2 separate regions of the Mus musculus genome follow, and region 1 is linked to region 2. The links are chromatin loops, found by intact Hi-C in ENCODE. Cell type or tissue: heart. All regions are shown on one strand. Links, peaks and the distances in the headings refer to the core of each region. The heading gives the core; the rest is flanking DNA. Region 1 overlaps Muc3 (mucin 3, intestinal). Region 2 holds the start of Pop7 (processing of precursor 7, ribonuclease P family, (S. cerevisiae)).

Region 1 (8,585 bases), core at 190-8,189, 370 kb after region 2:
AGAAAGGAAGGAAGGAAGAAAGAAGGAAGGAAGAAGGAAGGAAGGAGGAAGGAAGGAAGGAAGGAAGAAAGAAAGAAAGAAAGAAAGAGAGAGAGAGAGAGAGAGAGAGAGAGAGAGAGAGAGAGAGAGAGAGAGAGAGAAAGAAAGAAAGAAAAACTTTTTTTAAAAGTTCCAGCTGAGTCTTCTATAGACTCGAGTCTTACATGATTTGCAAACTAGATTTCTCCTGTGTTCAGCCCTTATCTGTTTCTGTTTCTCTTTTCAGATCCAGATTCAGAGGCCCCAGGTAGTCATGACATCGTTGTAAACACTAACACAAAAGCGGTTTTGCATGGATCTGTGGACCTGAGGACTGAGGAGAAGCGTGTTTAGCCAAGCGTGGTGGAACACACCCTACATTGAGAATTCCGCATAGAGACTTACTGGGAAATAGACCCTGCAGTTACCTAGAATGGGTACCAGAGAGATGATGCTGGAAGCGCCGACAGTATGGAAACTGCAGTGGTCATGTTACGATGGTAGGCGAAACCTCCCAGAATCCCATGCCCAGAGATGTCTCCTACCCGTGGTCCGGCAATCAGCACCAAGGACAGTGCCTGGCCCGCTGCCATCGTCGGTTGTTTTAACTTTGGGTTGCATTTTACCATCAGCAAAGCACGCTTCTAAGAAAGATTACCTCCCATCTCCATGGCAAGCACTGTTTTTAACATAGACCATCTGTCTTTACAAGGGCATGCTTAGTTTTAAATTTCTTTTTAAGACTGGGTATGATTAAAGCTTTTATTTTATTGCATTCAATGTAAATACAATTATATGCTTATTTTTAATACTTATTTTGTTTTTAATTATGCTTGTGTGTGCATATCTGTGTGTGTGTGTGTGTGTGTGTGTGTGTGTGTGTGTGTGTGCACATGCATGCAATTGCCCATGATATCCAGAAGAGGGCATCAGAGCCTCAGGACTGTAGTAACAGGCTATTATTGTCTTTTTTTCTAGTGCTGGGAAGTGAAGTCAAATTCCTTTGTAAGAGCAATCACACTCTTTTTAAAAAAAAAAATGGTTTTAGAGATTTATTGTAGAAAGGCAGGGAGAAAGACAGAAGGTAGAGAGAGACTGGCCATGGCCATGTGGAGGGGGGGAGAAGGAGGGCTAGAGAGTAAGAAAGGTGAGGGCTTAAAAAGAACGGTCACACTCTTAATAGCCTCTCTGACCCTCTCCCCTCATATATGATTATAATAGCTAAAAGTAACCATGTCAAACTGGTTTCAAGTTTTACAGACTCTAGAACTTTCTCCACTTGCCACACTATACAGGGTCCTGGACCTCCTCTTCCCTCCAGGATGCAATTCAACCCTCAACACCATGAGAGGGAACGTCTTCACCCCCAACATTCCCAAGCATCACTTGCTGATCTCTGGGGGATGACATGAGGCAGGACCACACCTATTCACACACCTGAGGCAGGAAGAGGGTCAAGCTCTCTGGGGTCTGGAGAGATGGCTTTTTGGGCAAGCATGAAGACCTGAGTTGAAATCCAGAAGCCAAGTTAAGCAAAAGAGGAGAACTGGCAAGATAGCTCAGTGACTAAAGGTACTTCCTGTCAAAGCAGACCTGATAGGAGGGAATCAACCCCCACACACTGACCTCTGATCCTCACATGTGCACTGTGACACATGTGTGTGCACACGTCCATACATATACTCACACAAAATACATAATTAAAGTGTACTAAATGCTTTAAGAAGCTGTGATTGCCAGGTTTGATGCCTCAAACCTTTAGTCCTAGCACTCGGGAGACAGAGGCAGGCATGTCTCTGTGATTCAAGGCCAGCCTGGTCTACAGAGTGAGTTCCAGCCAGTCAGAGCCTGTCTTAGTTAGGATTTCTACTGCTACTACTAAAACACTATGACCAAAAAGCAAGCTGGGAAGGAAAGGATTCACTCAGCTTATACTTCCAGATCACTTCATTGGAGGAAGTCAGGACAGGTACTCAAGCAGGACAGGAACCTGGAGACCAGAATTTATGCAGAGGCCATGGAAGGATGTTGCTTACTGTATTGCTCTCCATGGCTTGCTCAGCCTGTTCTCTTACAGAACCCAGTACCACCAGCCCAGGTATTGCACCACCCCCATTTATCACTAACTGAGAAAATGCCTTACAGCTGGATCTCACAGAGGCATTTCCTCAACTGAGGCTCCTTTCTCTCTGATGACTCTAGCTTATATCACATTGACACAGAAAACCGACCAGTAGAGAGCCATACGATTTGACTCTGTCTCAGAAAATAAACATTTAAAAAAATAAAAAAGCTGCACATGGTTACCCACATTGTCTGGAATCCCAGCTCCCAGCCTAGCTGCAGATCCAGGGCCCCATCTGAAGGAATGAGCAATGGAACAAGTCACCTGACTTTCTCCTCTGGTCTCCATGTATGCGTGTGCAAACACACACATACTCCGCATACACACATGAGAACACACACATGCATACACACTCCACATACATGAGCACAGATACCTACACTCCACATACACACAAACACATGCATACACACTCCACATGCACACATGAGCACACACACACTCCACACACTGCATACACACATGATCACATACACTCCACATACACACACATGTGCATACACACTTCACATACTCACATGAGCACATACACTCTGCATACACACATGTAGCACACACACTCCACATGCACATATGAGCACACAGACACTCTGCATACACACATGAGCACGCACACACACTCTGCATACACACATGAGCACACACTGCATATATACATGAGCACACACACACACACATGAATATACACTCCACATGCACACATGAGCATACACACTCTACATACGCAAAATAATAGTACATTTAAAAAATAACCCAAGTTCTATACTTTCCCTCGGACAAAGCTCATGTTTCTTCGGAGAGCTCCTAAGAGATGGGACTCCTATATTTCCAGCTCTCTCCTCCCCACTGTGGGGAATCATGTGACCACTTGGATCCAGTCTGACCTTCTGCCTAACAAGAACCAGGTCATTCCTCAGGTCTACTACTCTGCTACAAGTCTGAACATTTTGCAGATGTTTTATTCTCACATGTGTTTGTGTGTGCTCAGAGGGGCTCACACAGGTGTGTGCTACCACACGCATGGTCAGAAAACAACTTGTGGGAGTTGGTTCTCTTTATAATGTGTGAGTCTGGAGCACTGAACTCAGGTAGTCAGGCTTGGCAGCAAGCACCTTTATCTGCTGAGATATTCTCACTGACTTGTGAGGCATACGTTTTAAATTTGATTCTTTTTAGCTTTGTAATGTGTGCATGTATAGGTTTGTGTGGGGGAATGTGTGCCACGGAGAACATGAGAATAACCTCTAATGTCCTCCAATTTCCCTCTCATCTTGGCGGAGATGTCTTCCTGTTCACTGCTGCCTGTGCCAGACCGGCTGAGCCACCAACTTCCAGGCTCTGGTTCCCATCTCAACATAGGAACACTGGAAGTTCAAATGTGTGCTACTGGTTCATCTATATGTGATTCTGTGGGTTCTAACTCAGGTCTTTACACTTGTATAGCAAGTACTTTACCCAGTGAGCCCTCCCTCCAATCCTTGGAGATGATTCTGGGTTGTTTGTTTGCTTGTTTGTTTGTTTATATTTTATATGCATTGGTGTTTTGCCTGCATGTATGAAGGAGTCAGATCTCCTGGAAGGGAAGTTACAGACAGTTGTGAGTTGACCTGTGGATACTGGGAATTGAACCCAGGTCCTCTGGAAGAACAGCCAGTGCTCTTAACTGCTGACATCTCTCCAGTTCATTTGTTTGTTTATTTATTTATTTATTTATTTGAGACAGTGTGTCACTATGTAGCACTGGCCAGCCAAGAACTTGCTGTGTAAATCAGGCTGGCCTCTGACTTATAGAGATCCACCTGCCTCCTGAGTGCTGGAATTAAAGGCATGGCCCAACATTCATTTTCTATTCTTCTGGCCTCTAGACTGAGTGTCCATTTTGCCCTTAGAAGGCCTCCTACTCCAAGGCACTTTAGAGTCTAATCTAAGACAGAACCTGGACTCTGCTGCCCCCTCGTGTGAACGCTGAGCATCTGCAGGCATTGGTCAGTTTCTTAGCCATTTCCCTTAGAAAATCTGCAGCCTACACTTGGTTCATTTTTGCATTTATTCTCAAAACCCTCAGTGTGTTGAATCTAGATGTCTTCACGTTAAGAGCTGCTTCTCAGGGGCCTGGCAAGATGGATCATTGGTTAAAGGCACAAGCTACCAAGCCTGACGACTTGAGTTTGTTTATTGGGGCACACAGGGTAGGAGGGAACCAATTCCTGGCAGTTTTCTTTGACCTTACTTGTCAAGGCAAGAAAGCCTTGGAGCATTCATGCACGTGAGCACACACACACATGCATACACACCCACATACACACATGCATCATGCATGCACACACATGCATACACACATGCACATACACACATGCACACACACATGTGCACACACATATACGCACATACACACGTGTGAATGCACACATGTACATGCACACGTGCACATGAATAAAACAAGTAAATTTTTAATTTAAAAAAAGAAGGAATTCTCTCTCATGAACCTGCTCATCCACGAAACGGGAGGAAGACCTTTCCCCTCTTTTTCTTTTCATCTGAAACAGGGTCTCTTGTAGACCAGGCTGCTCTTCCACTTGAGATGTTGCTGAGGATAACCCTGAACTTCTGATCTTCCTGCCTCTGCCTTCTGAGTGCTGGGATTACAGGCGTGCACCACCACACCAAGAGACGGACTTTCACTGGGCTCTCAACTCTACCTCCCACGATCCATGCCGACAGCTTTCCCTGTCTGCTCTCATCCACCCAGCCACGCAGACACTGGCCGGCTCCCACACTCAGCAGCCACTGGCCACCTGGGTAAATCTGGGAAGGTCGCTTCTCCTGAACCCTGATGTCACACTTGTAAAAAAAGGAGTGACCAGGACCTGAAGGATGACTCACATGCTGCCAAACCTGACAACCCAAGCTTGCTGAGACCTACACCACAGCAGCAAAGAATCCCAGACTCCTGTATGCTCAAGCTTGAGCTCTACACACGCTCAAAGACATGCACACAATAGTTAACCATTAATTAGCCAAATGTGAAAAACAGAGCGACCGTCATATCATAAATGAGGGCAACCGAGGCACAGACCAGTGGTGTGCCCAGAGTGCTAAAGTGACAGTCTGAGGGGACTGGCAGGTGGAGGAAAGATGGTCAGAAGGTCAACAACAGCCAGGGCATCATAGTAAGTCCTTTCTCCAAGATTTAAACAGCAGTGACAGCAAACAGGCTCACACTAAAAGAGGGCGGACCCTAGCTGAAAGTTATTCTTACCAAGAGGGGATGTTTGCACACAAAGACACACATGATAAGGGAATGCCAGGTAACACAGGGAGATGGGATGAGGAAGGTGATGAGTCTACAAGCCGAGGCCACCAAAGATGGCCAGCAAGATGTGGTGGGGACTGTTTATGAAGGTGGTTTGGTTTTTTTTTTTTTCTCCCTAAACTGAGGGTTGAAACTAGAGTCTCACCCATGTTTAGTACTCTAACCACTGAGCCATGCCCCCAGCCCCTCCCTGGGGGATTCTAGGCAGGGGCTCTACCACTGAAAAACACCCCTGGTGGCCTTCCTTTTGCTTTTTGAGACAAGGTCTCACTAAGTATAAGGCCAGTTCCAGGCTGGCCTCGAACTCCCTATGTAGCCCAGGCTGGCCTTGAACTTTCTTCCATCATCTTGCCTTCAATCTCCAAGTAGGGTCTTAGCAGGCCTGCACCATCACACCCTGCTCCAGTGAAGGATCTGAGCCTTTCATCATGCCAGCACCTGCCTTGTAAGCCAACACAGGGAGGTGAGGTCATGGGCACTCCAGCCTCCCCCCCCCCCCCCAGCTTCCTCATCGTGGTGGTAACCTGAGCCCAGGTACGCCCAGCCTGGTAACCTCACTCACTCACTTTCTGTACATTGGGGTTCACTCATCCACACAATTTCCCCCACTGTTTTTTTTTCTTGTTCTTGGGATGGTGATGGGGGTGGGGCAGCTGGCACAGAGCTTGGCGCTGTGCAGCCCAGGCTGGCCTAGAGCCTTTTAACTAAAGCTCCTGCTTCATTCTCCCAAGTGCTTCGACTGCAGGCTATAGCTAAGTGCCCCCACCCCATCACCACCACTCGTTGCTCCCAGCCCTCCAGTTGCTCTTGACCTCAAGACACCTCTAGGGCTTGCACCTCCACGCTAGCTGGCTAGCCTGGCTTCCCAACCCCCCTGTTCTCCTTGGCTCTGCTTCCCTCCCTCCCTCTGGCTCCCTCCAGGAGGCCAAACCTAATCAGACTGATTATCGCCCAAGTTCAATTCCACTTTCTCTGGCTCCAACACAGGCTGTAAATTTCCTTCACTGTGGGGCTCCCCTGTGAGACTAGCCTCCTGTCTGGCTGCTCAAACTAGGTAGCTGCCGCCCTGCCCCCACCTGCTGTATCATCACAGATGAATCAGACCTGCCCCACCTGGGGGTGTCACTTAAACTCCATCTACAGAGGCACATCACCCTCCTGGGTTATGCGGGAGTCCCCAGGGGGCCTAAAAGCCACGTTGTTAATGGACTCAGAGACCTGACACCTTTCCCCAGCTGTCCCCCATCTCCGCAGACTCTGGATGTAGGGCACTGGCATTCCTCGGAGTTTATTTATTACATGATAAACTCTGAACCCCTGGCTTAATTTTGGACTTCTGTCCTCCCCAGTCCTTAAGTCTTTACAGAGTGTGACCGGAAAAGAACCAGAGATGGCAAAGAAGCTGGATTTACAAAACCCGGGTCTCCTGGGATGGAGAAAGAAGCCCCGTTGGCAATGCCTTTTGCTTTGTTTCCTTCCAGAGGAAGGATGCGGGAGGCCTGGCCTTGCTCACGAGGAAAGCAGAGAACTCTAGAGAGGGAAGCAGTGATTCAATTAAACAGAGGTGCTGGCTTAACAAGCCAGACGTGCATCTTCTGTGCACAAGGCGAGGGTGCGGGGGCGAGGACAGAAGCAGCCAGGGATGGAAGACCCTACTCACAGGCCCAGACAGGAAAGAGAAAAAGATGAGTGAAATGTTCGAAGTCGCATAAGAACCCCCGGAGAGTTGGGTAAGAGAGATTTGTTTGTGAATGGCTATATCCCAGAGGGCTTCCTGGAGGAAGTGGAACGGAGTTACATTCTAGACAGGACGATTCTGGAAGGGGAAGATGATGAGATGTCTATGTAGCAGGCTTTGGGTGGAGTCCCATTTCTAGGGACCTTGAAAGAAAACATGTGGAGGGGTGTGACATTTGCTTTGATGAGACTGTGGGGGGGTACTGGGGAGTCAGGCAGGTCCCTGGGGCTGGCTGGCCACCCAGCTTAGCAGAAACTGAGGGCTCCAGGTCTTTGATGGTTAGCATAGATTGTCAACTGGACAGAATCTAGAATCACCTGAGAGACAGGCCTCTAGACATGCCCATGGGTGATTACATTAATTGAGTGGAAAGACCTGCCCATATGGGCGGCACCATTCCCCTGGCTAGGATGCCAGACAAAAGGAGCTGAGCATTGCTCTCTGCTTCCCAACTGTGCATGGGGTGTGGCCAGCAGCTTCAAGCCACCATGGATTCCTCCCCATGATGAAGTGCCCCCTGGAACTGTCACCCAAAATTAATCCTTTCTTCCTTGACTTACTTTCAGCAGGGTATATCACAGCAACTGGGGGGTGGGGAGGACAAACAAAACAAAACTAAGACAAAGCTAATAGAGGCCAAAACAGATAATAAAGCTAAACCCAAGGCCGTGCTGTCCTGAGAAACTGGTAGTGTATGGGTAGATCTGCCCAATCTAGACACACAGCATGGATTCATGTTAATTGAGCTCTGTTTTCATGTTGCTGGGGCATATTTGGGTTGAATATTTACCACAACAGGACCCAAGGTTGACCTATGGCCTCCACCTGTGTGGCACACACACACACACTCACACACACACACACACACACACACACACTGATCTCAGTCACCTCTTTACTTATTCACTCATTGGTATTCTGTCTGGATTCTACCCCCACAGTTACCTGGTAACAGCTAGGTAGGCCTGGCTCACTATAAAGGGGGCTGCTTGCCTCCTCCTCTCTCTTATTCTGTCTCTCTCTCTCTCTCTTGAGCCCTTGCTCTCCCTCTCTCCCCCTTTCCTTCCCCCTTCTCTCCACGTGGTTATGGCCGGCCTCTACTTCTCCTCTCCTCTCCTCTCCTCTCCTCTCCTCTCCTCTCCTCTCCTCTCCTCTCCTCTCCTCTCCTCTCCTCTCCTCTCCTCTCCTCTCCTCTCCTCTCCTCTCTCTCTCTCCCTTTACTCTGCCTCTACTACTCTCTTATCTCCCCTCCCCATACCCAGGTTGTGTGGCTGGTCCCTCAGGGGGAAGGGATGCCTTGGCATGGGCCCCTTCCCCCACACCTCACCACACCCCCATAGAACATAATCTTTATTTTTTTATAATCACAACACTTAACCTTTGATTTTTTG
Region 2 (8,585 bases), core at 230-8,229:
CATGGACCATAGAATTCAGCCGTGCAAAGGGTGAAAAACCAAGCTTTGGTTGAGAGCTTTGATTTCCATTGTAAAGCCCAGATACATATATATGTGCGTATGTGTGGGTGTGCATGAACCTGCTGTGACACACATGAGGTCAGAGGACAACCTGCAGGAGTGGGCATCCCTGAATTATGTATGTATGTATGTATGTATGTATGTATACACATGCTGAATGTATATATACACACATACACGCTAAGTATACACACACACACACTTCTTTATTTTCTTTTCATCAGTGGTGGGGATTGAACCCAGGACTTTAGGACACTAAATGAGGACTTCACCACTGAGATATGTCCCCAGTATTTGGTTGGTTGGTTGACTGGTTTTCAGTTTTCCTGAGACAAGGTGTCTCTGTATGTAGCCAAGGTTGGCCCTCCATCCACAGGAATCCCTGCTTCAGTTGTCGTTTTCTTGGAATTATGGGTACAAACCACCATGAATCCAGCTTGTAAAACAGGATTGTAAATATCCGGGAAAGGCACACACAGCTTGAATCATGGAATGCTCGTTACAAACTTTGTTTATTTTTTTTTTTTTATGAGTGGGTTTTTTTTTTTTTTTGTGGTAGTGGTGATGTGTTTTGAATGGTTGTTTTTTGTTTGTTTGTTTGCTTGCTTTTTTGTTGGCTATTTTAGTTTCTTGCGACCTGGTTTTGTAATGTATCCCTGACTGGCTTGAACTAATGGCAGTCCTCTTGGCTACAGCCTTGTCAGTACTGCCGTTACAGGTGTGCACTGTCATGCATTGGAAACTGTTTATTATAAATAATGGGATATAATGGACTTTCAAGTTCACTTTCTTACAGCAACCAAGTTCTTCAATCCACTAAGTATAACCCTTATCATATTTAAACTTTGGGTGTGTGATCCTGGGCCATAGGGAAGTTCCTGTCTCTACTTCTGGTCTCGCCATCAGCAGGGTTACAGGCACACACCCCCATGCTCCGTTTAAGATTTTATGTGGATCCTGGGGAACAAACTCAGGACTTCGCATGCTGTGTCAACTAAGCCATGCTCCCAGCCCCATAAACAACTAATATTCTCGTAGCGCAAGAGAATTCCTCGATGCAAGTTGTGTTGCTGAGTAACGTTCTGTGGGTGGACAATCCACAGTCTGCTCTTTTATCACTTATTACCTGAAAGGCATCTGGCATTTCCAACTGTGGGCTATTCAATACAGAGCTACCGTGGTCATCTCTATCACCCCCGCTTAAATTTTTCTTTATATGTCTAAGGTTTTGCTGTTGTCTTGTGGTCCTGGGGCTTGGACACAGGGCCTCCAGCATGCTTTGATACAGCCTCAGCCTTGTATAGTTTTTCTGTTGTTGTTTTGGTTTGGTTTTGAGACAGGGCCTTATTGCATAGCCCAGGCTAGCTTGCCACTTGCAATCCTCCTGTCCGGATGCTGGTATTACAGGAATGTACTGCCGTGCTGTAAAATCTTTTAAATGTTCAGAAGTGCTCTTCTTGGGTCATTTAGTGGGAACTATAGAAGTATTTTTTAGAATGATACCTTGATAACTTCTCCTGAGGAGACACACACAAATGTCCATTCACCCACAGACCAAACAATTCTACCAAAGTCCAACCTGGAGAACCAATGAATTTCTTAGGGTTTCTTGAAGATCAAGGATGACTCAAAGGCAGCTATAACACTGGAAGGACCACCTTGCATGGGTACTAAATCATGAAGCTGCAACTGTGGAGCACCCTGTAGGACTTGTGGATATATATATATATATATATATGTACATATGCATAGAGAGAGAGAAAGGGAGAGGGACACACAGACAGACAAAGAACATGTGTACTGAGGCAAGGACTAAAAGCTAGCTTTACCAAGATCCACACCCCTATGAATTTTGTTAGTTTCAGGAACTTTCTGAGCCTTGTATGTTTCCTGAGTCTTCAAAAGCCTCCTTCTAACATTGTTCAATTTAGAGGGAAAAGTCTCAAAATAAATGCCTGAACCATTTCACATTTCCAGAAATCTAAGACGTGAGATCCTGATTTTTTTTTGCATTTTTATTTGTACTTGATATTGTCAAGATTCTTCATTCATTCATTCATTCTTTCATTCATTCATTTTTTTTTAAAGCAGAGCCGCAAACTCACCACTATGTGTTTGAGAATGCCTTGAACTTCTCATCCCTCTGCCTACACCAACTGAGTGCTGGGATTACAGGTGCCCAGGCTTGTGGTTTATGCCTTGCTAGGGGTGGAATCCAGGGTTTTCTGTGCACTAGGCAAGCACTCTACCAACAGAGTCACATCCCTGGCTCCTCACATTACTGTCATTTTATATGTGCATTTCCCTAATAGCTAATCATATTGAACATTTTGTGAGGTACTTATCCTTTGACCATGCTGAAATGTCCAGGACGTCTGTCCATTTCGTAATTGAGTTGTTTCTTGTTTCTTCTTTCTTTCCTCCCTCCCTCCCTCCCTCTCTCCCTCCCTCCCTCCCTCCCTCCCTCCCTCCCTCCCTCCCTCCCTCCCTCCCTCCTTTCCTCCCTCCCTCCCTCCCTTCCTTCCTCTCTTCCTTCCTTCCTTTCTTCTATTCTTTTCTTTCTTTTTCTGGACAGGGTTTCTCTGTGTAGCCCTGCCTGTCCTGAAACTCACTCTGTAGACCAGGCTGGAACTCAGAGACCTGCCTGCCTCTGCCTCTGGTGTGCTGGCATTACAGGTGTGCATCACTGCCACTAGCAGGGTTGTTTATTTCCTGTCTTTGCTCATTGGGATGTGTGTGTGTGTTTGCTTTTATGAAACATGTTCCTGTTACCTAAGCCTTCAAACTGCAGAGATCTGGGTTTTGCAGGCACCATGCCACTTGGGTAAACTCTTCAGTTCCCAGTTTTTACATAGTCTAGATACAAATCTTTTATTAAATATATGATGAAAAGAAAATATATTCTCCCATACCATGCTTCTTTTACCATCTCCTCCTTTATAATTTGTGTTATTATCATTATTACTATTATTATCATATGTGCACGTGTGAATGGTGTATGTTGGGCGAGAGCATATCTGTGCCAGCCACATCACCATTTGGAGGTCAGAGTACTACTGTGGTGTCGGGTCTCTCCCGTCTTTACGTAGGTCCTGCGGTTCATCAGGCTCAGGTCATTAGGCTTGGATAGAATGCACTTCACCCGCTGAGTCATCTCTCCAGCCCTTCTCTCTATAGACAGGTCTCAGACCTAAGCTGGCCTCAGACTTGCTATATAGCCCAGGATGGGACTAGGCCTCCTGCCCTCTACCTCCTGCATGCCTGGACCAAGCGTGCACCACCACACCCAGCTTTGTGCATCCTGTTTTCATATTATTTTGGTTGTTCATAAAAGTTTTCTTTTTGAGACAGGGTCTCACATTGCAGTCTGGAGCGCTCTAGCTTAACCTGGCCTCGAGGCCATGACAATCCTCCTGCCGCAGTCTCCTAAGTGCTTGTATTACAGGGTGAGTCATCGTGCCCAGCTTTAAAGGTTTCTAAATTTTATTTTTAAATTTATTTATTTTGAGTGTGTTTGGGGAGTATATGAGCATGGACATACACTCATAGGAAAGCTTTTGGGAGTGGACTTTTTTCTTCTATTATGGTGGGTCCCAGGGCCCCACCTCAGGTTCTTGGGTTTCACAGTGGGTAGCCTTACCTTAGACCCTCCACCCTTGAAATTTTGATGAACAACAGCTTATCTGTCTTCCCCACCCCACCTCGACCCTGTCTCTGGACTGGTTGCCTGACTAGCCTCTTGAAGAATCCCCTTACATTTTCTCCATTTGTTTTATAGTTAACAGTTTCATATTCAGAGCCACTGGCCACGCTATGGTCTTAAGGCCCTCCCCCACCCTCGGGTCTGTTTCAGAAGCACTCGATACACAGTCCTTTTGCATTGTGCTATGTTTGCATTTCTGTCAAGACAATGAGTTGGCCGGAGCTATAACTCAAATGGTAGCAAGTACACTGCATGAATCAGCTATGCTGGCCCACACCTGTAATTCCCACACTTGGCAGCGGGAGGCAGTTGAGCCAACCTTCAAGGGCACGCTCACTGAGTTTGATGCCAGCCTGGCTGTGAGGCCCTTTCTCCAATGGCTTGGTGTACTTGAGTGTTTCTGAGTTCTCTATTTTATTGATTTTTGTATATATACACCTGCCAACAGCACACTTTTCTTAATGACCGTATTTGCATGGTAAGTCTTAAGGGGCTGGCAAGATGGATCAGTGTGTGAGCTGTGAAGTCCTTGCTGTGTGAGCCTTTGCTCCTCAGAACCAATATAAAGGTTGAGGAATCGACTTCACAACGTGTATGGTCCCTGCACTGCATACACACAATAGCCATAGCTTTAAAAGTAAATATATATTTTTAAATTTTTATATATGTGCCTGTGTGTGTCTGGGCACACACACAGGCCAGAGGAGGGTGTCAGGTCTCCTGAAGCTGGACTTAACATTCAACATGGGTACCGGGAACAAACTCGAGTCCTCTTCAAGAGAGTCATCTTGAAGAGCAGAAAGTGCTCGTAATTGCTAAGACAGTTGAGTCCAACAACGTTACAAAATCATTTTATTCAGTCTATTTATTTGCCATAAGTTTTAGGATAAGTTTATTAAAATGGTGCAGTCGTGCACACCTAAAACATTAGCGCTGGGGAGGCCAAGGCAGGAGCATGAGTTCTAGGCTAGCCTGAGCTACATCGTTAAACCCTATCCCCACCCCCACCCCCCAAAAAAAGATTTTTTGGTTTATATGTGCAACTCTTCCTGAGACTCCTCTAAATGTTCATTAAATATATAGATCAGCTCGGAGTAAACTGAGGTCTAGCATGTCAAACCTTCCATTTTAACCTAAATCCTAGAAGTTAGGGATGTATCTCAGTTGAGTGAGTCCCTGCGGTTATAACCCTGGCACTCACAAGGTGGAGGCAGGGGGATCAGAAGTTCAAGGTTGGCTATATAGCAGAGTGCACACTTCCCTTTCCAGCCTTCAGTCAGATTCAGCCTAGGTAAGTGGCCTGGAGATGTATCTAGGACGAAGCCCCAAAGCAGGCTTCACGCCTTTCTGCAGGGAACGGTCCAAATGCTTTACCATTGCGGGCAGAGATCCAGATTCCCACTAACTTTCAGGGGCTAGGAACCCAAGCACTGCAGTTCCTGTCCCTTCCGCCAGGGAGCGGCCGGTCATGGCTTGCCGGTCGCGGGAAGCAGCTCGAGTGCGGCGGGACAGTTAAGAGGTGTGGCGGGAAGCTGCCAACACTTGGCACCTCATGTGGGTCCCTCGCAGAGGGAGGAGTCCATCATGGTGGACACGATCCCTTCGATTTCTCGGCTTCCGGGGCTGTCAGGACGTCGGGCGGGAGGTCAGCTGTCAACTCCACTGCTCAGAAGTGGGATGGACGTGGACTACAGGCTTCCGGCCCCTGCGATCCCAGCTCCAATGCTGACCCGGGGTCGCTGCCCGAACCCCCTTTTCCAGCCCTGCTTCCCGCCTCGATCCTCGAGTCCCGCCCTGCCCGGGGAGGGGAGAACTGGGCGATCCACGCCACGCCCCTCTTGGGCCCGCCTCTGTCAATTAGCCCCGCCTCTGCTAGCTAGTCCCGCCCTTCGAAGCGCTCACTAGAACCCTGCGAACCCTCAAGTCTCGCGAGCCTTAAATCGCCTTGCGCACGCGCACGAGGAAAGGAGGCGGAGAGTACGGAAGCCTAGAAGGCCATAAGCTTATCGGTTCCGGCTTGGAGCGGGGACGCGCGTGCGCAGTGCGTAGCCCTTGCTGGCGAGCCTGCCCGGCGTTCCTCTTCCGATCCCTTCTCCGTTCTTCTTCTGCATATCGAGGCCAGCGACGTCCACTTGGATCGGTCGGCGAGGCTCACGCGAGTGAAGGGCACTGAGGAAGGAAGAAGGTAGGCGTGGACACGCCGGGAATGGGAACCACGTGATGAATGAATTAAAACTGGGAGTGGAGAAAGCGGAAGTGGAAGGGCTTGAGACACTGGGAAGGAAGAGGGTGTTGAGGGCGCCCCCTTCTGGTTGCACCCTTAGAAAGCCGGGCAAGAAAGGATTCTCCTGACCTCCCTGAATCTTGTTCCTTCTCCATGCCAGGACTCAGAGCATGGCAGAAAACAGAGAACCCCGCTGTGCCATCGAGGCTGAGCTGGACCCTGTGGAGTACACCCTTCGGAAGCGACTTCCCCACCGCTTGCCCCGGAGGCCCAACGACATTTATGTCAACATGAAGACTGACTTTAAGGCCCAGCTAGCTCGCTGCCAAAAGCTCCTGGACGGAGGCACTAGGGGGCAGAACGCATGCACTGAAATCTACATTCATGGCTTGGGCCTGGCCATCAACCGGGCCATCAACATCGCCCTGCAGCTGCAGGCGGGCAGCTTTGGGTCCCTACAGGTGGCCGCCAATACCTCCACCGTGGAGCTGGTGGACGAGTTGGAGCCAGAGACTGACTCTCGGGAGCCCCTGACGAGGGTCAGGAACAACTCAGCCATCCACATCCGAGTCTTCAGGGTCACGCCCAAGTAACTGAAGGGAGGCTGACTTGGACCCACCAAGGCTTCTGAGCACACACATCCATGTGGCCGAGGTTTCTAGTGCTTCATAGTGGCTCTTGTTCTGAGTTCTGTCCTGAGCCTCTTGTTACCTTGTTACTTCAGCCTAGAGGACTGAGAATGGAGAGCCCGAGAAGTGAATCTTCCTTGTCCTGTATAATAAATTATTAAGTTGTGTTGGTGCCGGGCTTCGAATGGCCTCTTTTTCCTAGTGTAATTCTGTGTGTACTTGAATAGGAAAATGGTAGGAAAGAGCAAGTATATAGGCCACAGTAAGGCATCTCACATTGAACCACAGTATGACGGGAATCAAATTTGTTGAGTGTAACACGGAAGCTTAATTGTTACAGTGTGCTCTCAGGAAGATGAGAGAGTAGACTCATCGACTGAGCTAGCTACAGCTGGGATGTATCCGGCTCTCATGGTTCCCAGGCTTGGGAAAAGAGAAGGTTTAAAGGTGAGGGAAGTTCTTTGTGGATATAACTCAGCAAAGGAATCGTGACTAGTGAGTGTTACCTAGTTGCCTAGCATAGGATTAGGCCAGAGGTTCAATTCCTAGTAACCACAAGAATTATGACGGGGGAGGGATGGGGAGATGGCTCAATAGGCAAGGCACTTGTCAAATAATCATGAATATTTGAATCAGCAGAACTCATTTTTCTGCGGAGCATTGCAGCTCTTGAATCCAATTCCCATGCTTCTACAGTGAGATAGGTATCAGAGATGGGCGAATCCTCGCTAGCTTGTGGGCTAGCTGCTCCGGCATAAACATCAGCAGCAAGAAACCCTGGCTCGAAGTGGAAGGTGACTTACACGTAAACTGTAGCACATGTACTGGTACTCACACATACACATGCAAAACTGACGGTTTGTTTGCTGGTAGTCAAACCTAGGGCCTTTTTACCCAAAGTAAGTCTACTGTTGCTGAGCCACGCCCCCAGCTCTTCAGTGGTGGATTCTAAGTAGCCCTTCTACGGCTAAGCCCCTAGCTCTTGAACTGACAGTTTTGACTGTTACACTTGATTCCTGTTCCCGAAGAGCTCATGTGTTGCTGGGCATCGGTAGTCTAGAGTCTGAGATCAACCTAGTTCAGCTGTTTAATCTTTCTTGCCAGCTTGCTTAGATGTAAAATCACCCAGTAGACACTCCTCTGGGCATGTGTTTAGCTGAGGTAGGGAGAACCTGCTCTTTATGTGGATGGCAGCATTCCATCCATGGGCTCGGGGCCCAAACTAAATACCGAAGAGAAATTGGAGGGGCTACCAAGATGGCTCCAGGGGTAAAGGCAAGCCTGACCGCCTGAGTTTAATCCCCAGAGCCCACGTAATGGGAGAGAACCAACGTCTGAAAGCTTTCTCCTGAGACGTGTTGATTGGCTTTAGGAGCTACACAGTGGCTCACAGGCTTGTTTCTGAAAAGCCAACTGACCTGGGTGTGATCACATGCATATATTATCTTGACGCTTAAGCTGAAGCAGGAGGGTGGGTTTGAGACCAGCCTGGGCTACTCTTGTTTCAAAAGCAAACCTGCAGAGTGAAGAGATGCTTACGGTCTTGGAGAAAACCTTTGCCACCCACACATCTGACAGGAGATTGTGCCTAGAATTACAAAGATCGCCCCAGATCACCAGGACATAAATCCTTAATTAAAGGACTAATAAACTGAATAGAAGGTACATAAAGGAGGGACTGGAGAGATGGGTTCAGTGGTCAAAAACACCAGCTGCTTTTCCAGACGACTCTGGTTCAATTCCCAGAACCCTCCTGGCTCCTCCAGTGACAGGGGATTCAACACCCTCTTCTGCCCTCCCTGGGCATGGGCATGCCCACCATGCACAGATATACTTGCAAACAAAATCACATACAAATATAATTTTTTTTTCCAACACAGGGTTTCTCTGTGTAGTCTTGGCTGTCTTGAAACTCACTCTGTAAGACCAGGCTGGCCTTGAACCCATAGAGATCTGTCTGCCTCAGGAG

Evidence for each region. Hi-C counts contacts between places; a loop is a spot of excess contacts. Peaks named below come from ENCODE experiments on the same cell type or tissue, not always from the same donor. Only the 100,000 strongest peaks of a DNase experiment are listed, where the experiment ranks them.
Region 1: a loop joins it to region 2, with 4 times the contacts of the local background. A loop is called at or near these places in 3 of 42 quality-filtered maps.

The regions. Positions count from the first base shown.
Region 1 is chr5:137,127,166-137,135,750 of GRCm38, reverse strand. It overlaps Muc3 (mucin 3, intestinal), which reads left to right. Exons shown (of 13, transcript NM_010843.1): 13 at 266-827. The coding sequence ends at 307. Among named protein-coding and RNA genes, the nearest start is that of Trim56, 15 kb to the right of the region's middle. In heart, for the core only: no CTCF peak of the experiment used is centred there; no DNase peak of the experiment used is centred there; H3K27me3 peaks cover 1,947 bases.
Region 2 is chr5:137,499,642-137,508,226 of GRCm38, reverse strand. It overlaps Pop7 (processing of precursor 7, ribonuclease P family, (S. cerevisiae)), which reads left to right and starts at 5,798. Exons shown (of 2, transcript NM_028753.2): 1 at 5,798-5,948; 2 at 6,148-6,788. The coding sequence starts at 6,158. The coding sequence ends at 6,580. In heart, for the core only: CTCF peaks have their summits at 5,209 and 6,090 (motif pointing left); a DNase peak (open chromatin) is centred at 5,666; H3K4me3 peaks cover 2,493 bases; H3K27ac peaks cover 2,229 bases.